2 separate regions of the Homo sapiens genome follow, and region 1 is linked to region 2. A link is an interaction called in ENCODE POLR2A ChIA-PET data of the cell type or tissue named here. Cell type or tissue: GM12878. All regions are shown on one strand. Links, peaks and the distances in the headings refer to the core of each region. The heading gives the core; the rest is flanking DNA.

Region 1 (11,570 bases), core at 2,267-10,266, 170 kb after region 2:
ACACACCACCACACCTGGCTAATTTTTGCATTGTTTGTAGAGATGGGGTTTCACTGTTGCCCAGGCTGGTCTTGAACTCCTGGACTCTTGTGATCCACCCACCTCGGCCTCCCAAAGTGCTGGGATTACAGGCGTGAGCTACCACACCTGGTTGTCTCTAACCATTTTTAAGTGTATATTTGAGTAGTGTTAAGTATATTCACATTGTTGTACAACCAATCTCCAGAACTTTTTCATCTTCCCAAATTGAACCTCTGTACCTATTAAACACTAACTCCCCATTCTCTCCTTCTCCCGGCCCATGGTAACCACCCTTCTACTTTCTGTCCTTTTTTTTTTTGAGACAGAGTCTCGCTCTGTCACCCAGGCTGGAGTGCAATGTCGGGATCTCAGCTCACTGCAAGCTCCGCCTCCCGGATTCAAGTGATTCTCCTGCCTCAGCCTCCTGAGTAGCTGGGATTACAGGCGCCTGCCACCACACCCAGCTAATTTTTTTGTATCTTTAGTAGAGACAGGGTTTCACTATGTTGGCCAGGTTGGTCTTGAACTCCTGATGCCGTGATACGCCTGCCTCGGCCTCCCAAAGTGCTGGGATTACAGGTGTGAGCCACCATGCCCGGCCTACTTTCTGTCTTTATGAATTTGACCACTCTAGGTACCTCATATAAGTGGAATCACACAGTATTTGTCCTTTGGTGACTGGCTTATTTCGCTTAGCATAATGCCCTCAAGGGTTCTCCATGTTGTAATATGCGTCAGAATTTCCTTCCTTTCAAGGCTGAATAATATATCTGTTACATGGATCAATCACATTTGGGTTATCCATTCATCAGTTAATGCACATGTAGGCTGTTTCCACCCTTTGGTCATTGAGAATAATGCTGCTGTATACATATGTATGTATGTTTTTGCATGACCATTTGTTTGCAATTCTTTTGACTATATATGTATCAATAGAATTAGTGGGTCATATGGTAGCTCTAAGTTTAACTTTTTGAGTAACTGCCAAAGCATTTTCCACAGTGCTACATGGTTTCACATTCTCGCTAACAATATATAATGGTTCCAATTTCCCCAAATCCTCTCCAACACTTTTTATTTTTATTTTTTTAAAACAATTACAGTCATGCTAGTGAATGTGAAGTGGCATCTCATTGTGGTTTGGGTTTTAATTTTATAATATTTTAATTTTTAAAATCAAAAGAATATACTTTGGCCAGGTGTGGTGGCTCACACCTGTAATCCCAGCATTTTGAGGGGCCGAGGTGGGTGGATCATCTGAGTTTAGGAGTTCGAGACCAGCCTGGCCAAAATGGTGAAACCCCATCTCTACTGAAAATACAAAACTTAGCCGGGTATGGTGGCAGGCGCCTGTAATCCCAGCTATTCAGGAGGCTGAAGCAGGGGAATCACTTGACCCGGGAGGTGGAGGTTGCCATGAGTCGGAATCACGCCACTGCACTCCAGCCTGAGAGGAGACTCTATCTAAAAAAAATACATATATGTGTATCTATACACATATGTGTATATGCAAAGCACAAACATCTAAGGGCAGGGCGTGGTGGCTCATGCTTGTAATCCCAGCACTTTGGGAGGCTGAGGCAGGCAGATCACTTGAGGTCAGAAGTTGGAGACCAGCCTGGCCAACATGGTGAAACCTCATCTCTACTAAAAATACAAAAATTAGCTGGGTGTGGTGGCAGGTGCCTGTAATCCCAGCTACTTGGGAGGCTGAGGCAGGAGAATCGCTTGAACCCGGGAGGCGGAGGTTGCAGTGAGCCAAGATCATGCCACTGCACTCCAGCCTGGGCAACAGAGGGAGACTCAGTCTCAAAAACAACAACCAAAAAACACATCTAAGGTTATATTGGTACAAACAGGAGAATTATTCACATAACTAACAAAATGTTAAAGAGTAAGTCAGAGATGGGCTCTGGGTTGACATGAACTGATGGTATTCTTTCTAGGAGGATGAGAGGATTTAAAATCTCTTAGCCAGGCCAGGCATGGTGGCTCACGCCTGTAATCCCAGCACTTTGGGAGGCCAAGGCAGGTGAATCACTTGAGGTCAGGAGTTTGAGACCAGCCTGGCCAACATGGTGAAACCACATCTCTATTAAAAATACAAAAATTAGCTGGGTGTGGTGGTGCACACGTGTAATCCCAGCTACTCTGGAGGCTGAGGCAGGAGAATCGTTTGAACTGAGTGGCGGAGGTTGCAGTGGGCTGAGATCTTGCCATTGTACTCCAGCCTGGGTGACAGAGCGAGACTCCATCTCAATCAATCAATTAATAAAAATAAAATCTCTTAGCCAGGTGCGGTGGCTCACACCTGCAGGCCCAGCACTTTGTGAGGCTGAGGCAGGAGGATCACTTGAGTCCAGGGGTTCAAGATCAGCCTGGGCAATATAGTGAGACCCTCATCTCTACAATAAATAGATTATAAAAAATAAACAAAATAAATAAAATCCCTGCAAGCTTAAATGACAATTAAAAGATAAAAATTTTGAGAGTTTCCCATGTTATCAGGTCCCCAAGTTAAATATATTACGTGTATTATTTCATCGAATCCTTAAAATAATCCTATGCAATAAGGTCTTTTTTTTTTTTTTTTGAGACAGAGTCTTGCTCTGTCTCCCAGGCTGGAGTGCAGTGGCGCGATTTCGGCTCACTGCAAACTCTGCCTCCCGGGTTCACGCCATTCTCCTGCCTCAGCCTCCCAAGTAGCTGGGACTACAGGCGCCTGCCACCACGCCCGGCTAATTTTTTTGTATTTTTAGCAGAGACCGGGTTTCACTGTGTTAGCCAGCATGGTCTCGATCTCCTACCTCATGATCCGCCCGCCTCGGCCTCCCAAAAGTGCTGGGATTACAGGCGTGAGCCACCGCGCCCAACCTTTAATAAGTTCTATATTTACCTTCATTTAATAGCTGAAAAAACTAAGACTCAGAGAGGTTAAAAAAAAATACATATATATGTATATGTATATATATCTACATATGCAAATTATAACAGTATGCAGTATCCCTGGGACTAAATCCAGATCTGATTCCAGAGTATTTACATTGAACTATACCATGTGACTATCCATACATTCCTAAGTGTTCTATTAATAAAATAGTAAAGAATAAATTCATAATTTTTACTACCACTAACCTTTATTGTTTACTAGGTTTCAGGCACCACGCTAAGCTCTTTATATTCATTATTTCATTTAATGCTCATTTTATTAAACTCTATGAGGTGGGTGGGTACATTCCATTTTACAGATGAGAAGACCAAGGTCAAGAAACCTGCCCAGGCTGGATGTGGTGGCTCTTGCCTGTAATCCCAGCACTTTGGGAGGCTGAGGCAGGTAGATCACTTGAGGTCAGGAGTTCAAGACCAGCCTGGCCAACATGGTGAAACCTCATCTCTACTAAAAATACAAAAATTAGCCTGGTGTGGTGGTGTACACCTGTAATCTCAGCTATTCCATAGCCTGAGGGAGGAGAATCGCTTGAACCTGGGAGGTGGAGGTTGCAGTGAGCCGAGATTGCACCACTGCACTTCAGCCTGGGTGAGCAAGCAAGACTCTGTCTCAAAAGAGACCTGCCCAGGATCACAGAGCTGGCCCCCAAACATTTTGTCTTCCCATTGTTTCCCAAGCAAGCTGAATTCACTCTGTTCAGAATGTTCTTCTCCAGTTCTTCACATTGACCACTTCTTATATACTCAAGTTTGAGCTCAAATGTCACCTCCTTACAGAAGCCTTCCCCCTTGACCTCATCCAAAGTAGCATTCATTGTACACCTACCAGCATACAGTAGGCACTCAATAAATATTTGTTGAGTGAGTAAGGGAAGGCATTCCATGAAAATTCCTACTGCCCAAAATTGCTTCCTCCATTCTCAAAGTCCAGAACGCCTTGCCTACCTGACTCAGTTCCTGCCTGACTTCTGGTAATGCCACCTTCTTTGAATACCTATAAGACTGTCAACCCTCACTCATCCAGCAGTTCCAGTCTCCTCAATTCTGAAATAATCCTTCCCTTCACTCTCAACCACTGGAGTTCTCCTTTTGTTTATTTATTTTTATTTTAGTTATTTTTTTTTTTGAGACGGAGTCTCGCTCTGTCACCTGGGCTAGAGTGCAATGGCGAGATCTTGGCTCACTGCAACCTCCGCCTCCTGGGTTTAAGCGATTCTCCTATCTCAGTCTCCCCAGTAGCTGGGATTACAGGCACCCCACTACGCCCAGCTAATTTTTTGTATTTTTTTTTCTTTTTTTTGAGATGGAGTCTCGCTCTGTCGCCCAGGCTGGAGTGCAGTGGTGTGATCTTGGCTCATTGCAGACTCCACCTCCCTGGTTCAAGCGATTCTCCTGCCTCAGCCTCCCGAGTAGCTGGGACTACAGGCGCCCGCCACCATGCCTGGCTAATTTTTGTATTTTTATTAGAGACGGGGTTTCACCATATTGGCCAGGCTGTTCTCAAACTCCTGACCTCGTGATTCGCCTACCTCGGTCTCCCAAAGTGCTGGGATTACAGGCATGAGCCACCGTGCCCGGCCTATTTATTTATTTATTTATTTGAGATGGAGCCTCACTCTGTCACCCAGGCTGGAGTGCAGTGGCATGATCTCAGCTCACTGCAACCTCTGCCTCCTGGGTTCAAGCGATTCTCCTGCTTCAGCCTCCTGAGTAGCTGGGATTACAGGTGCATGCCACCATGCCTGGCTAATTTTTGTATTTTTAATAGAGACAGGGTTTCGCCACGTTGGCCAGGCTGGTCACGAACTCCTGACCTCAGGTGATCCACCTGCCTCGGCCTCCCAAAGTGCTGGGATTAGAGGCGTGAGCCACTGCGCCTGGCCTGGAGTTCTCCTTTTATATGTTCAACAACAAATTTCTCTTGAGTCTCTACTATATCTTGCTAGATGTGTTGGAAAAAGATGAATAAATGCAGTTCTACCCTCCACTTGTAGGTGGAGCGGAAGTGTAAACAAGCAACTTCAACACAGTGGGAGAGGTGCTAAAGAGAGACACGAGTGGTCACTGGGGCAGTGCACATAACCAAAAATAAAGAGAGACATATACAAGACTCAGTGGTGGCTCAGTAGAGCAAAGCCAGGCAAAAGATGACACAGCCGTAAACAAACCAAAATTCACCATCAACATATTTTGAAAGTAAGTGGTGGTGTTGATTTCAAATCTTGGCTTCATCATGCAGTAGCTGTGTGGCATTGGGAAAATTACATATCCTCTGAGCACTAGTGTCTACCCGGGGAAAATACTACCTACTCCAGAGGGTTATCTATGGTGAAATTTAAAGGAAATAATGCACATAAAGTGCTTAGCCCTGTCTCTGGCACATAATGGTACTTCCAAATTAGTACTGAAAAAAAATGTATATTTTTATTTATTTTATTTTTTATTTTTATTTTTTGGTGAGGTGGAGATTTACTCTTGTTGCCTAGGCTGGAGTGCAATGGCATGATCTCGGCTCACCGCATCCTCTGCCTCCCAGGTTCAAGCGATTCTCCTGCCTCAGCCTCCCGAGTAGCTGGGATTACAGGCACGTGCAGCTAATTTTGTATTTTTAGTAGAGACGGGGTTTCACCATATTGCCCAGGCTGATCTTGAACTCCTGACCTCAGGTGATCCGCCTGCCTCGGCCTCCCAAAGTGTTGGGATTACAGGAGTGAGCCACTGTGCCTGGCCGTATATTTTTATTTTTTAAGAGACAGGGTTTTGCTCTGTCACCCAGGCTGGGGTACGGTGATGCAATCATAGCTCATTCATTGCAACCTTGAACAGTTGGGCTGAAGTGATCTTCCCTCCTCAGCCTCCCAAGTAGCTGGAACTACAGGGGCATGCCACCATGTGTGGCTAAGTTTTTTTAAACATAGTTTTTAGAGACAGGGTCTCCCTATGTTGACCAGACTAGTTTCGAACTCCTGGCCTCAAGCAATCCTCCTGCCTTGGCCTCCCAAAATGCTGGGATTATAGGCATGAGCCACTGCATCTAGCCTGAAAAAAAATCTTAAATATAGGAAAAGAAAAAACTTTAAGCACAAAGATGTATTTATAATAGGAACATTTCTGGAACAAACTGAAAATCCTCTTCTTCTTCTTCTTTTTTTTTTTTTGAGACAGAGTCTCACTTTATCGCCCGGGCTGGAGTGCAATCTCAACTCACTGTAACCTCCACCTTATGGGTTCAAGCAATTCTTGTGCCACAGCCTCCCGAGTAGCTGGGACTATAGGCATGAGCCACCACATGTGGCTAATTTTTGTATTTTTAGTAGAGATGGGGTTTGTCATGTTGGCCAGCCTTGTCTCAAACTCCTGATCTCAAGTGATCTATCCGCCTCGGCCTCCCAAAAAGGCCAGGATTACAGGTGTGAGCCACCACGCCCAGTCTAAATATTCTCTTGATGGAGTATTATGTAGCTGTTAAACTGTAACAATGTCTGGCAGAGTCACAGATACAAAAAGTACTAGATAAAATGTGAATCTGGTGTGATCTTGGCTATGCAAATAGATACCCAAAGTCCCTGGGCCTCTCCAGCCTGCGGTTTTAAATGAGGTCACATTAGCCTTTTACCCAAATTTCACTGCCCCATTGCCCCCACCTGCTCTTCTGGACCTCTGCGAAGGCGCTGGGGGCCCTAGGGAATAGTTAAAAGTGTATGTCCCACCCACTCAAGTATTCATAAACTGTCTGTGTTTGATGGGCACAGCCACCCTTTGCCAAGCCTTCACCCTTGCCACGCCTCATAAAGAACACCTCCCTGTGGGGTTGACCAAACCACCCGGTTTGCCTGGGACTGAGAGGTTTCCTGGGATTTGGGACTTTTAGTACTAAAACTGGGAAACTCTTTGGCAAACTAGGAGAAGTTGGTCACCCTGACTCACTGTGCAAAGCTGCAATTTTTTTTTTTTGCACTTCCAAGCTGCAAAATTTTTAGATCACCGAATGGAGTTTTTTTTCTCAGCTAGAGCTCAGCTCCATTCTTCCCAAAACAGGGACTGGTGAACCTCCCAGAGGACTGGGTGAGGTGAATATTCATGTTTTAATTCAGGGGACTTTTATCCCAGGTACCAGGGAAGCAAAAAAACAAAAACAAAAACAAAACCAGTCAAAACGTTGCTTGAGAAACAGCTAATTAGAGCGTGGGTCTAGACAAGAGTTGCTGGTTTGGGAAACATGAGCATATTGGGTGGCAAGTATCATGAGACTGGACTGGGTGGTCCAAGAGACCTGTAAACAGGAGAGAAGCCTGAGGGTAATGACATTTGAGCCAATCTGCGGAGGTAAGTCAGTCCATTAAAGAAACTGAGGCCGGGCCTAGTGGCTTACACCTGTAATCCCAGCATTTGGGAGGCCGAGGCAGGCAGATCACTTGAGGCCAGGAGTTCGAGACCAGCCTGGCCAACATGGCAAAACCTGTCTCTATTAAAAATAAAAAAAGTAGCCAGGTGTGGTAGTGAGAGCCTGTAGTTCCAGCTACTCAGGAAGCTAAGGTGGGGGGATTGCTTGAACCCAGAAAGTTGAGATTGCAGTGAGCCATGATCACGCCACTGCACTCCAGCCAGGGCGACAGAGCAAGACCTTGTCTCAAGTAAATAAATAAATACAAATTACAGGCTCACACCTGTAATCCCAGCACATTGGGAGGCTGAGGCAGGCGGATCACCTGAGGTCAGGAGTTCAAGACCACCCTGGCCAACAAGGTGAAACCCCCGTCTCTACTAAAAATACAAAAATTAGCTGGGTGTGGGCCATGCGTGGTGGCTCACGCCTGTAATCACAGCACTTTGGGAGGCCGAGACGGGTGGATCACGAGGTCAGGAGATCGAGACCATCCCGGTTAACACAGTGAAACCCCATGTCTACTAAAAAAATACAAAAAAATTAGCCGGGCATGGTGGCGGGTGCCTGTAGTCCCAGCTACTTGAGAGGCTGAGGCAGGAGAATGGCGTGAACCCAGGAGGCGGAGCTTGCAGTGAGGAGAGATTGCACCATTGTGCTCCTGCCTGTGCAACAGAGCAAGACTCTGTCTAAAAAAAAGAAAAACAAAAAAGAAGCTGAGGACTAACGGGAGTGGCCAAAGAGATAGGAAGAAAACTAGGATTTGAGGTTTGTAAGTTTTGGTGCATAGTTTCTGAAATTTGTCCAGTTTCCAATTTGGCTATGCCTTCACCCTAAAGCTAGTAGTGATACTGATTGATCATGCTTCATATCATCAAGTAGACCACTCCTTCTCTCCTTCCAGCTCTGAAATGTAGGTGATTCCCCAGGGTATATATGAGGTGCTCTTAGTCTCTCTGCTTTCTCTTTTATAATAGTTTAGTCTGAGGCTGGGCACAATGGCTCATGCCTGTAATCCTAGTACTTTGGGAGGCCAAAGGGGGTGGATCCCTTGAGGTCAGGTGTTTGAGACCAGCCTGGCCAACATGGTGAAACCCCATCTCTACTAAAAATACAAAAATTAGCTGGGCATGGTGGCGCATGCCTGTAATCTCAGCCCCCTGGGGAGGCTGAGGCGGGAGAATTGCTTGAACCAGGGAGGCGGAGGTTGCAATGAGCCAAGATTGCGCCACTGTACTCCAGCCTGTGTGACAGAGTGAGACTCTGTCTCAAAATAAATAGATAAATAGTCTGCTGGCTGCAATTTTCATCTCAATGAGACTGGTTCCCAATTTATACCCCCAGCTTCAATCCTTCCAGAGCTTCAGTCTACATTTTTTTCTTTCTTTTTCCTTTTTTTTTTTTTTTTTTTTTTTTGAGACAGGGTCTTACTCTGTCACCTAGGCTGGAGTGCAAGCAGTGTGATTTTGGCTCACTGCAACTTCTGCCTCCTGGGTTCAGGTGATCCTCCCACCTCAGCCTCCTGAGTAGCTGGGACTACAGACACGTGCCACTACACCTGGCTCATTTTTATACTTTTTGTAGAGAGGGGGTCTCACCATTTTGCCCAGGCTGGTCTAGAACTCCTGACCTCAAGTGATCTTGCCGTCTTGGCCTCCCAAAGTACTGGGATTACAGGTGTGAGCCACTTCGTTCAGCCCAGTCTACATTTCAAACTGTCTCTTGGACATTTCCACCTCATTATCTTGTCAATAACCCAAATTCAGCGCACTTAAATAGGAGCAATAGCCAGATCATAATCATAGAGATCAGTATTGGAAGGAACCTTAGAGATGATCTAATCTAGACCTTCCTGATTGGAGAGCTATAGACTGATACACAGTGAATAGGATAAGAGGTGGGTGGGGATAGATATTCATCCTCCAAGCTCTCAGGGTGTACGCAGCCTCTGATCCACTTTGTTCATGACAACCTCATCCCCTGACGGGCTTAAGAGGGTGGGGTCTGATGGTGGGCAGGAGCCCACCATTGGCATTCAGTTGCATAGCACATTATTGCCTGCGTAGACAAGGGACCCACGAAGATGCTAGAAGAGTTTATCTCAGGAGCCCAAGAAGTATAAGGAACGATCCAATGTGCAGGAAGGTGTCAGAGTGTGTGTGTGTGTGTGTGTGTGTGTGTGTGTGTGTGTGTACGTGTGTGAGAGAGAGAGAGGAGAGAAAGAGATGAGGGCTGGGTGCGGTGGCTCATGCCTATAATCCCAGCACTTTGGGAGGCTGAGGCAGGCGGATCACTTGAGGTCAGAAATTCGAGATCAGCCTGGCCAACATGGTGAAACCTCGTCTCTACTAAAAATACAAAAATTAGCCGGGCGTGGTGGCTTGTGCCTGTAGTCCCAGCTACTCACGAGGCTGAGGCAGAAGAATCGCTTGAACCCAGGAGGCGGAGGTCGCAGTGAGCTGAGATCACGCCACTGCACTCCAGCCTGGGCAACAGAGCCAGACTTCATCTCTAAGAATAATAATAATAATTAATTAATTAATTAATTAAGAGATGGGGGTTGGGAATTCTGGGGCAGGCAGCTTAGAAACTCTGTCTTCACATACGTTTGTATTGGATAATTTTGGCCAATATACCACAAATGATGTCCAGGCTGTGAAGTGATTGTCCTAATAATGCATTTGTGTTCTGTCAACTGGAACCTCATCATGATTTTGAAATACTCGCTATGGCAAGTTTGATTAGATCTAAAATCCAGAAGGAATATTCTAAGTTCTTTTTTTTTTTTTTTTTTTTTTGAGACGGAGTTTCGCTCTTGTTGCCCAGGCTGGAGTGCAATGGCACGATCTCAGCTCACTGCAACCTCCGCCTCCCGGGTTCAAGCAATTCTCCTGCCTCAGCCTCCACAGTAACTGGAATTACAGGTATGCACCACCACGCCCGGCTAATTTTGTATTTTTAGTAGAGACGGGGTTTCTCCATGTTGAGGCTGGTCTCGAACTCTTGACCTCAGGTGATCCGCCCGCCTCGGCCTCCCAAAGTGCTGGGATTACAGGCGTGAGCCACTGCGCCCAGCCGGAATATTCTAAGTTCTAAGGACATTTGTCAATGAAAGAAACAAAAGAGCTTTAAATATAACTTAAATATCATTTCCACTGTTGTGAATGTTTGGTTATAAAAGATGGCTTAAATTATTTTAGCACATACAGTTGCAAATGGTTTCTTGTCATTTAAGGAGATCACGCACCAGGGGTGGTGGCTCAAGCCTACAATCCCTGCTACTTGGGAAGGTGAGGTGAGAGGATGCATTAAGCCCAGGAGTTTGAGGCTGCAGAGAGGTGTGACTGCATCACTCACTCCAGCCTGGGTGACAGAGTGAGATCCCATTTCCTATTTCTTTTTTTTTTTTTTGAGATGGAGTCTCGCTCTGTCACCCAGGCTGGAGTGCAATGGCGTGATCTCGGCTCACTGCAACCTCCGCCTCCTGGGGTCAAGCGAGTCGCCTGCCTCAGCCTCCCCAGCAGCTGGGATTACAGGAGTGCGCTACCACCACGCCTGGCTAATTTTTGTATTTTTTTTTTTTCAGTAGAGATGGGGTTTCACCATGTTGGCCAGGCTGGTCTTGAACTCCTGACCTTGTGATCCGCCCACCTTGGCCTCCCAAAGTGCTAGGACTGCAGGTGTGAACCACCGCGCTCGGCCATGAGATCCCATTTCTAAAAAAAAAAAAAAAGAAAGAAAGAAAGATAAAAAGAAACAGATCAGTTAAAGAGACTCAATCAGGACTTACCTTACATGAGCTATTTAGAGTGCAAAACAGAATAAAAAGTTAGGTATACGGATTTAAGTTCAAATTTCTCATTAAAAAAAAGAGGGCTTTTTTGGGGAAAGTGTTACAAATGCAATATTTAATATCTTCTCCATATATATTTTGTTTTTATTCCAATTGTATTCTTTAAAGAAATGTTTTAAACCACATTCCATATCCCCTGCTAATTTTCATTGGGTGCTATATATGTGGAAAGTATTGGAAAGTCTGGTTCTAACCCAGCCCCCTTAACTGATTTGTGAGCAAACTGGGGCTCGGTCAGGGTTGATTGACCCATCTGACGTCACAGAGCTAATCACTTCCTTCATAAATCAGTTCCTGTCCTCTGACTTTCTGAGCCTTAACTGCAGATGTGTGACACATTACCCAACTCATCTAAGTTTAAAT
Region 2 (11,082 bases), core at 920-8,919:
AAATAATAATAATAATAATAATAATAATAATAATAATAATAAGCGAGTGTACGGTGGTGCCATGTGTACATCATTCTCCATTTGATGGACATTTAGGGTGTTTCCATTCTTATTATGGTACTGCAAGAAACAGCCATAGATATATTTTGAGAGTTGTTCTAACGTCTCTGTAGAATAAATCTAAAAGTGAAAGTGTTGAGTCAATGGACATATGGGTTGAGATTTTCCTAGATATAACAAAATTGCCCACACCCTGCGGCTACATTAAATTGCCCCTGACTCACACTTGGATGGGAGCAAACTCAGGTCTGAAGATGTGTGAGATGGAATGGACAGTGTAGTGAATGGCTGAAAATGAGGAGTCTCAGTGCATGGTCAAGGGTCAGTGAGGCACAAGGGAAAAACATTGAGTACCAAGTCAATGAATTTGGACTTTATTCTGCAGGTCGCAGAGAGTCTTCAAAGCAGGGGTCACCAAAAATAAAAAATTCCGTTGGCCAAGAAAAAAGAAAAAGCAGGGGTTATCAGCAACCGTGCAAGGGGACTCTACCTGTGACCTCACCAGAGGGGCTGACTGTCTTGTGGGGATGGTGAGGGCAAGCTCCTGGGTGCCCAGAGGTTTAGGACCCTTCAAATCCATCAACCTACATCCTTCCCTCTTCTGCTACCCCCTTTCATGAACAAATTGCCCTCAGCCATCTTGACAACAATAAGATTTTATTAATGAATAGGAACATTTGGAAATAAAAAGGTGTTAAACAGTAGTCCAGTTCTCAACAACCCTGGCTGCACCATTTTCAGACCAATAATTGGCATGGCAACTCACTTCCCAAGGAACAATGAGGTGTTCTTTTTCAGACCTCATTCCTTCCAAACCCGGGAAAGATAAGACGCCAAGTCTCGCTGAAGCACCGTGCCTAGTGCTGATTTTAAAAGCCACTGCTGTTCTCTTGGCCTAATAATGCGAAGCTACCTCAGCATTTGGATCAAACCCCATTTTTACTGGGATTACTACAAAAAATGATAGTGCCCAACTTCATCCTAGAGAAAGAGTTTTCATTTTTTTTTTTAATTTTTCAAGGGGAAAAAAACCATTTAAACTGCTGCAGTAATTGGCATGAATGATGTTCCCCAGAACTCAGTGTTCAGAGCAGCAGTTGCAAATCCTACCAATTGAATTTGGTAGTGAAATGCCAGACCAAGTAGGTCAAACAAAATCAAGGCATATGAATTCCTAAATGCCAGATCAAAAGCAGAGAATCTAAGTCTCTGCCAGGAGTGCAGTTGCTGATTGTGGCATTGTGGGTCATTGAATCAATAGAAAGAGCCCTTGGGGGCCAGGTGCAGTGGCTCACGCCTGTAATCCCAGCACTTTGGGACGCCAAGGCAGGCAGATCACTTGAGGTCAGGAGTTCGAGACCATGGCAAAACCCTGTCTACTAAAAATACGAAAATTAGCTGGGCATGGCGGCACGCACCTGTAGTCCTAGGTACTAGGGAGGCTGAGGCACGAGAATTGCTTGAATCCGGGAGGCGGAGGTGGCAGTGAGCTGAGATCGCGCCACTGCACTCCAGCCTGGACAACAGAGTGAGACTTTGTCTCAAAAAAGAAAGAAAGAAAGAACCCTTGGGGAAATCACCCTATCACCCTATATCCCAAAAGGAACAGACCAGGGAGGGAAGAATTCATCCAAGCAAAACATTCATGGAAGGGAGAAACAGTTGGGCTTTTCATAGAGGGATCTGTGCAAAAGATAACCCCTAGAACCTATGAATTGGGATTCCCAACTTGTGTGCTCTGTGTCTAGATGATTCAGCCCTAATGTGGTGAGGGCCCTGGCTCTGGGAGCCTCCCAGGCGGTCACAGCCACTGCATTTGATCATCATCAATTCTGTGTCTGAGTCCCTCCCTCCCTTCCAAAGAATGGACAGATGGACAGATGGGATGGAGAAGTGAGATGACGTCAAAGGCAAGGCATGGAAAGTGACCAGCACAGTCCCTGGCACACAGTAAGCATTTCATAAGTGTTCCCTTCTCTCTGCTTTGACCCTGGCTTCGAGCTCTGCAGATGGGTTGCAGGAATGGTGGCTCCGTGGAAACCATGTGTCTTTGGAAAGTGGCCACCGTGAGTGGCGTCACAGGAGTTTGTTTGCGTGTCGCTTTTCCCTTGTCGGTGTGAGTGGAGAACAGGAGCAGAGGTGTGATACCAATAGCTCCAGCTCTCAGGATCATGGGATCCTCCGCCGGCTCAGCAAGATCCTGCAGAAGTTACAGCCATTTGTGCTGCTGAGACTTTTCAAAAAAAATGTGTTATTGCCTCTGTTATGGTTTAACCTGAATTCCGGATGGCACGTGTCTCTGCTACTTCACCTCGAAGAAACCTTAGAAGTTACATTTGCTGTTTGTTTTGTGCCAAGTCTGGGCCATCTGTGGCACTGCAGTGCCGGGATGGTACCCAAGGCAGTATTGCCATGCTATCTCTGTCTGCCACGAGCCTTCTTACAGCTGTACTATAGAAAACTAACATTTAAGACTTTCAAAGAAGGAAGCAAGAGCTGAAGGGCCCAAGGCTCTCAGCCAGGAGTGAACAGATACAACAAGCTCTTCTTCAGTTCCATCTCATGGAGAACTTCCCTCTGTAATTTTTTTTTTTTTTTTTTTTTTTTTTTGAGACAGAGTCTCACTCTGTCACCCAGGCTGGAGGGCAGTGTCACAATTTCAGCTCACTGCAACCTCTGCCTCCTGGGTTCAAGCGATTCTCCTGCCTCAGCCTCCTGAGTAGCTGGGACTACAGGTGCACGCCACCACGCCCAGCTAATTTTTGTATTTTTAGTAGAGACAGGGTTTCACCACGTTGGTCAGGCTGCTCTCGAACTCCTGACTTCAGGTGATCCACTCGCCAAAGTGCTGGGATTACAGGCGTGAGCCAATGCACCTGGCCCTGCTCTGTTCTTTCAAGAAAACAGGCAATGAGTCCACACAAGTTGCTCATAACTGGGGCCAGCCACATCAGCCCCTGCTGTTTTTAGTCTTATTAAAGTAAAACACCAGAACTTCTTGGCCCTTAGAACAGAGTTCCCAAATCAGGTCAGCATCACCCAGGGAGGTTTTGAAAACTGGAGATATCCGGGTCCCACCTTAGACCAACCCAACCAGACTCAACTGGTCTGGGACCCAAGAATCAGTGTGTAAATGCACCAGGTTTGGGAAAATGGCCTCAGAGCAGAGCTTCCCATCTTTTTTCATGCCTTGACAGGTAGGAAGTGTTTCGTTTTGGCCAGGCGCGGTGGCTCATGCCTGTAATCCCAGCACTTTGGGAGGCCGAGGCAGGCGGATCACCTGAGGTCGGGAGTTTGAGACCAGCCTGACCAACACGGAGAAACCGCATCTCTACTAAAAATACAAAAATCAGCCAGGCATGGTGGCGGGCACCTATAATCCCAGCTACTCGGGAGCCTGAGGCAGGAGAATCACTTGAACCCTGAAGGCGGAGGTTGCGGTGAGCCAAGATCGCGCCATTGCATTCCAGCCTGGGCAACAAGAGCGAAACTCCATCTCAGAAAAAAAAAAAAAAAAAAAGAGAAAGTGATTTGTTTTGATTGACACATTGAGGAGGAGCTCCTGGTTAAGATGACCAACCCCTGAGCTCAGAAGGCCCAGTCTGTTACTCAAGGGCTGCGGGAGCAATATGCCTTATCACATCTACTATCCATTCACCATAGGGAAGCTTTGCCTAAGAGAGCTCAACTTACTGAGGTCAAGGTTTTAAACCACTTTATTGTTACTTAATTTGGGGGAGGAGGGATGCAGGGGGGTTAGCAATGTAAGCCTGTAAGCCTGCCCATTCCCCGATTGTGAGAGAGGTCAGTGCCTTTGAATTTTGTTCTGTCTGTTGGGAATCTGACGCCATCTGTAGAATCAGATCCAAAGTCTTCCTTGACAGCTACTAGCGTTAATTATAACATAAGTTTGTGCAGTTTTTTTCCTAAGTTGCTTCTGATTTGGGGGTGGCTTCAGATTGACATTATTGAAGTTTATTTCCTCCACCCAAAGACTCTAGGCCGGCTGTGATTGTTCACGCCTGTAATCCCAGCACTTTGGGAGGCCAAGGCGGGTGGATCACTTGAGGCCAAGAGTTCGAGACCAGCCTGGCCAACCTGGCAAAAGCCTGTCTCTACTAAAAATACAAAAATTAGACAGGCGTGGTGGCGGGTGCCTGTAGTCCCAGCTACTCTGGAAGCTGAGGCAGGAGAATCACTTGAACCTGGGAGGTGGATGTTGCAGTGAGCCGAGATCGTACCATTTGTACTCCAGCCTGGGCAACAAGTGAGACTCTGTCTGAAAACAAAGACAAAACAAAAAAAAGACTCTGGTAGCTGTCCACCAGGTCCTCTGGCTAAATCTTCTCCAAGCCCTTTCTTTGTTTAGCACTCTAAGAATCTGCAACAATGACTATGATGTTTGAGGTGGCATTTTTCTCCTTGAGAAATAAGACCTGACAGAGCGATTGTCTGCTCCACATCTAGTTATTCAGACTCCAAATACAACTGTTCAGCTTCTGTTCCAAAAATACCCAAGAAAGAATAAGTGTTATTAAGGTGCTTGTCTTCATCTTTTATTATTAAGAGGCCCAGAGAAAGACTTATAATTACTAGCTCATTAGCTTGGGCCTTAGAATTTTCAACGAAAATTTCTCACAAAATTGCTAAACCTGGTTTTAGAAGGTATGGAACTAACTTTTGAGAAAAATAAATTCCACCATTTAGAGTCTCACTGTCGCCCAAGCTGGAGTGCAGTGATGCAACCACGGCTCACCGCAACCTCCACCCCTCCAGGCTCAAGCGATCCTCCTACCACAGCCTCCTGACTACCAGCACATGCCACCACACCAGCTATTTGTGTGTGTGGGTGTGTGTGTGTGGGTGTGTCGTGATGGGGATCTTGCAGTGTTGCCTAGGCTGGTCTCAAACTCATGGGCTCAAGTGGTCCACCTGCCTCAGCCTCCCAAAGTGCTGGGATTACAAGTACGAGCCACCACTGCACCCAGCCAACATTGTCTCCATTTTATAGATAAGGAAACTGAGGCTTAGAGAGTCTAAGTAACTGGCTGGAAGTTTCAGGAAGCCTGGATTCAAACCCCAAAGTGTCCTACCCCAAAGATTATGCTTCCCCTACACCAAGTAAGATTCCTTCAGGTAAAGCTAGACGTACAAACAACTGTTGTCTTTGGAAATCACTCTAAGAAATAGTTCCCTTCTTAAATATATCTTCCCAACCCCGAGTCTCAGTGACTAAATGATCTTAGGGAAAGACTGGTATGTAGAAAAAGAAGGGCCTTTGAGACGGTTGGTTACCTGATGTGATAGAATTCCACTCCTCATCTTTGGGGAGAAGTTTCCTCTTTACAAACATTCCAGAACATAGTGGATTGGCCAAAAGCAGCTTGGGTCTGTAAAAAAAACCAAAAACTAAAAACTAGCCATCCTCCATTAGAGAATAGAAACCTTTTATTATTTTTTTTCTTTTACACAAGGTCTCACTTTGTTGCCCAGGCTGGAGTGCAGTGGCACCATCACGACCCACTGCTGTCTTGACCTCCTGGGTTTAAGCCATTCTCCTGCCTTGGCCCCCTAAGTAGCTGGGACTACAGGTGCACACCATCACACCCAGCTAATTTTGGGTTTTTTTTTTTTTTTTTTTTTTTTTTTTTGTAGAGACGGGGTTTCACCATGTTAGGTTTCCCAGGCTGGTCTCGAGCTCCTCAGCTCTAACCATCTGCCCGCCTCAGCCTCCCAAAGATGACAGGTGTGAGCCACCACACCCAGCCCAGGAAGCTATTTTTAAAAAGAAAAAAAAAAGCCATTAGTCACCAAAGAACCCATCTACAGACCCTAATTCAGAAATATTCCTTTTCTCACTTTAGCATCCACACGATAGTCTTAGAGTTAAATAACTTGCCCAGGTTCACACAGTAGTTACTGGAGCTGAAATTCAAACCTGGGGGCAGGGCATGTGTTCTCTCACTTCAAAGCCTCCTCAGTTCATCTCTCAGTTCTGCTCCACAGATCTGAGGACCCCACAAGGTGCTCCCGGGCATGGTAAACAGTGAAATACATTGTATCAAACAGTGAAGGGAGAAACAGCCTGAAGAATCCACTCATCACTTTTACCTGCTTTATATACTGGGATTCCAAAAGTGCATTTGGAGAAACAAAATGAGTTCTGAAGCTCAAATAAGTTTGAAATCTAAAAGTGGAAATATTTTATTGTCTTCAAATTACAGACTGATTGGCTTATTGAACATCTCTACCCTGGTTTCTGTTCGACAAGTTGGAGGCCTAAATTTCCCAAAATAATACAGTACACAAGGAGCAAGCTAGACTTAGGGACAGTTAATCTGGTGCTGATCACTGTTGGCATGCTGCAACTCATCGAGATATTTGTCAGCCTATTATCAGCTTTTGATTTAATAAACTTAAGCTATCTCTAGGCCAAATTGTAGATCCTCGGTAGGAATGCAGGCTGTTAATGCCTCCCCATAGCCTTCGTCTAAAGAGCACTGCTAAAATCAGAGTGGAGAACAGCCTCAAGTTCAAAGGCTGCAAACCGAGCCAGGTTCTAATAAGCTCCCTTTATGGGAGGAGCTGGGTTCTTGGCCTCTCACTGTCTCATGTATTAAGGTGGGGTCCTCTCCAGTGTGCCCTTGAATGACCTTATTGCTTTTGATTAGAGGTTACCTTGAACTATACTCATATTGCCAAACGGAACAGGTTAGTGTTCTGCAACAGGATGTTAGGGAGACAGCTCTTGTTGCTCTGGAACTGGGAACCAGGCCCAAAGCTGGGGACAAAGAGGAATTGGGACTCCACATTCACCAGGCAGCTGCTAATCACCAGTGGCCCAGATGACCCTCTTCCCACAGCTCTGGTTGCCCCTATCTTCCCCTTCCCTAGGCCCTATGTGGAGATGAAGGAGGGGAGTTTGTAGTCATTGGGAGTATACTTCTTGCCTCACCCCAATCCCATGTGACAGGAGTAGTATTCTGAGAGAATCAACTACAGTAGCTGGGGCATCTGCAAAAAAAAGCTGGCTATAGGCCCAGTGCAGTGGCTCTAATCCCAGCACTTTGGGAGGCCAAGGCGGGAGGATCACTTGAGGCCAGGAGTTTGAGACCAGCCCAGACAATATAGCAACAGCCCATCTACAAAATATTTTTAAAAATTAGCTGGGCCCAGTGGCACATGCCTGTGGTCTTAGCTACTCAGGAAGCTGAGGTGGGAGGATTGCTTGAGCCTAAGAGTTCAAGGCTGCAGTGAGCCATGATTGCACCACTGCACTCCAGCCTGGGTGACAGAGTGAGACCCTGACACACACACAAAAAATAGTTGACTGTTTGCTGAGCCGGGAACTTGCAGGCCCACCCTCAATGCTGCCATCCTGCAAGACTTGGGTGATACTAATAAGTGTCCCCAAAAGCTTGCAGAGGAACGTAGAGATTGCACCTGCTGCCCATCTGGAAATTTCTAAAGGAGTTTTTGAAGGAGCCCATGGCTAGGGCTGAGATGGAACCATGGGAGTGTGAGCTTGGGAATAGCACGGGGGCATCCCCTTGGGCATTATTGAAAATGCAGGTAATAGTGGGCTACTTTTAGTAGCTTGCTTATGAGAATTCTGGGGTGTTTTCTGTGTCTCCAACCAGTTCAATTCTCCAGCACCAGCTATGTGTCCAACAATTCAATTCAATTAGACACTGTCTATCTGGAGTTAGCATCAGATCCCAGTCCCACAAAGCTGCCCCACTTCTCACTGACAGGCTATAGGCCGGGCACAGTGGCTCATTCCTACAATCCCAGCACTTTGGGAGGCCAAGGCAGGTGGATCACTTGAGGCCAGGAGTTCGAGACTAGCCTGGCCAACAGAGTGAGACTCCATCTCTATTTTTTTTACTAAAAAAAATTTTTTTTTTAATCTGGGGTCTCCACGACTCCTTCCTCAGGCTCAATAATTTGCTAGAAAGGCTCACAGAACTCAGGAAAACATTTACTTAGATTTACCAGTTTATTATCAAGGATATGACTCAGCAGCAGGTAAATGGGAGAGAGGCATCAGGTGAGGTATTGGGGGGTGGGGACTTGGGGCTTCCGTGCCCCCTCTGGGTGTGCCATCCTCCCAGCAGGTCAGTGTGTTTAAGCGTTTATGGAGCTCAATCCCAGCACCCCCTCCCTCCCTAGAGGTCAGTGGATGGGGCTGAAAGTTCTAACCCCCTAATCACCTGGTGTTTCTGGTGACCAGAGCCATCTTGAGGCCATCTAGGGCCCCTCACCTGTGTATGTGATCTGAAGGAGCTTGTTATGCATCCCAAAAGTCACCCCCATCACTCAGGAAATTCCAGGAGTTTTTGGAGCATTGTCTTAGGAAGCAGTGACAAAAACCAAATCTATTTTGTATTACATCACAAGGATGAAATGAGAAAGCGAATCTGAAGTGCCTGACACAGACTCTGGTACGGAGCAAGCACTTGAAAACGTTAGCTCCTAGGGTGATTTTTCCCAGCTTCCTTCCTTGACTTTCCTCTGGCCACCTCTCTTGCAAGTTCTCATTTGCTTTCATCTTCTCCCCAGTTCCTAAAAGGCATCCTGGGGGCTAGAAACCATAGGCTTTTTTTTTTTTTTTTTTTTTTTTTGAGATGGAACCTTGCTCTGTCTCCCAGGCTGGAGTGCAGTGGTGCGATCTCAGCTCACTGCAACCTCTGCCTCTCGGGTTTAAGCGATTCTCCTGCCTCAGCCTCCTGAGTAGCTGGGACTACAGGCATGCGCCACCATGCCTGGCTAAATTTTTTGGATTTTTAGTAGAGACGGGGTTTCACCATGTTGGTCAGGCTGATCTCCAACTCCTGACCTCAAAAGATCCGCCCTCCTTGGCCTCCCAAAGTGTTGGGATTACAGGTGTGAGCCACGGCGCCTGGCCAAAACCATGGACTATTACATTGTTTTGTGTGATGTGCTCAAATTTCTCATTTGCCTCGTCCCTCTTCTTAAAGCAATGAGTTTCAAGTGTTTGTGGCACTGAACTATAACTGAGAAGGGTACAAAACAGAAACATTCCCCTTGCCACAGCTGCCTTTCAGTGCCTTTCTACACATCAGATGCACCTTATGAGTCAAACTCCTTTAAGAGAGTCATTTTGCAGAGAAAAAACACAAACCGCTCAGGGTTTGCGGTGCATTCTAGTGCCAAGAGCAAATGCTTTAAAAATAGCACTTTAGGTATTAACTGCTAACAAAGCAAGAATTGACTGCTTCTGGCATGATTTGCATTTAGGGTTTTGGTTTGTTTTTTTTTAAGTTGATGCATAGCAGTTGACCTTTTAAGTCAAGTTTTAGGTCAGTTCTCCAGCACATTCTGAAAGCTCCTTAGTTTTGTCTCTTTTTTAAAAAACAGCTTTATTGGCTGGGCACAATAGCTCACCACTGTAATCCCAGCACTTTTGGAGGCCAAGGCGGGTGGATCACCTGAGGTCAGGAGCTTGAGACCAGCCTGGCCAACATGGCGAAACCCCATCTCTACTAAAAATACAAAAATCAGCCGGGTGTGCTGGCACGTGCTTGTAATCCCAGCTACTTGGGAGGCTGAGACAGGAGAATTGCTGGAACTTGGGACGTGGTGGTTGCAGTGAGCCGAGATTGCACCATTGCTCTCTAGCCCAGGTGACAGAATGAGACTCCGTCTAAAAAAAAAACCCAAAAAAACAGCTTTATTGAGATATAGATCACATACCATACAATTCAGCCATTTTGAATGTATAGTTCAGTGGATTTTACTATAATCACATGTTTACCTCACCACAATCAAATGTAAAACATTTTCATCACCCCACAAAGAAACCTCATATGTTTTAGCTATCATCTCCCTACCCTCTCCCCTCACCCATCTCCCAAGCCTCAGCAACCACACTGATCTACTTTCTGTCTCCATAGATTTCCCTTTTCTGGGCATTTCATATGAATAGGGTCACTTAATAAGTGGTCTTTGGGGACTAGCTGCTTTGAAAGCTCCTTGGTTTTATGTGTATCCCTCTTAAGATTCAAGTTCAAGGAATCCTACATTAATTCAGGGCTAAACTTTACTTTCATTGGAGGGGAATGAGAATGAGATCTGCAACACCTTGGAGTCTTCAGGAGAAGTTCCAGGATGGAGAGAAAAAAATCTGACATGTGATATGTGTTGTTCATCCATCCCTATTTTAGGGCTGAGGGTTATAGTTACATAATGTAGCAATTCCTGGCTGGAGTTCCTGCTTAGCCTTTTTTCATTTAGCATTTATCAAAAACTTCTCATTTCAATTAACAGGGCAAGCCCCTGTTGGCTATTGCCCTTTGTGGTTCAAATTGAGAGTGTAATTAATCATGGAGACTTCATATCTCAGTGAACGTCAGCTAATAAGATTGCCTCCAAGATGCAAGCTCAGCCCCAGCTGGACCAAGCTCTCCTGTGGGCTTCTCCTTGCACCTTCCAGGTGGGAGACTGATTCTATCCAAAACGAGGACGCAGTTTTACACGGGCTGCTCAAACAAGCCCTTTGCTCTGCCTTGTCCCAGTGCGAGATGGATGAGGCCTGCAGGTGTGGCTGATCCTATAGAGTGGACGCCTTCTAAAGATGTGCCGAAGTCCATCTGGCCCCAGGGAAACAGCCCTGGCACCAGCTCAACCCCCTCGATACAGATGGGCTTTAACTACAAGGGTCCAATTTGCCATCTGCCAAGCCTGGAGAGAATCGGTAGCATCCGGAGCCAGAGATCTCATTGTGGATGAATTTATAAAACCCTGGCTAGAAGAACTTGCAGCCCCACGCGTTCCCCACCAGCCAGCTGCCGGGCCGAGAGGAGCTGGGCAGGGCCCTTGAGGCAAGAGCATCGCTTGCAGAGAAGTTCCACATCCCCCAGCGGAGCCAGATGCCACTACTGGGGTTCGGTGCTCCGTGACCACATGAGTGAGCTGGAAGAGTGACCGCGGAACCTAGAAGACTTGCCTTGTAAAAACCTCTCTGACTCATGTTATGGGTTTGTGTCCCCCCAGAAAGCT

What was found. ChIA-PET counts read pairs that join two places held together with the same protein. Peaks named below come from ENCODE experiments on the same cell type or tissue, not always from the same donor. Only the 100,000 strongest peaks of a DNase experiment are listed, where the experiment ranks them.
Region 1: POLR2A ChIA-PET joins it to region 2 with 12 read pairs; 2 of 35 experiments call an interaction of 5 or more read pairs at or near these places.

The regions. Positions count from the first base shown.
Region 1 is chr17:67,806,799-67,818,368 of GRCh38, forward strand. No RefSeq gene overlaps it. Among named protein-coding and RNA genes, the nearest start is that of BPTF, 13 kb to the right of the region's middle. In GM12878, for the core only: no CTCF peak of the experiment used is centred there; DNase peaks (open chromatin) are centred at 6,573 and 8,235; H3K4me3 peaks cover 706 bases; H3K27ac peaks cover 2,050 bases.
Region 2 is chr17:67,641,783-67,652,864 of GRCh38, forward strand. The region is part of intron 6 of PITPNC1 (phosphatidylinositol transfer protein cytoplasmic 1); the gene reads left to right. Among named protein-coding and RNA genes, the nearest start is that of NOL11, 71 kb to the right of the region's middle. RefSeq lists enhancers at 8,818-8,977, 9,658-9,737. In GM12878, for the core only: no CTCF peak of the experiment used is centred there; a DNase peak (open chromatin) is centred at 5,859; H3K4me3 peaks cover 779 bases; H3K27ac peaks cover 4,590 bases.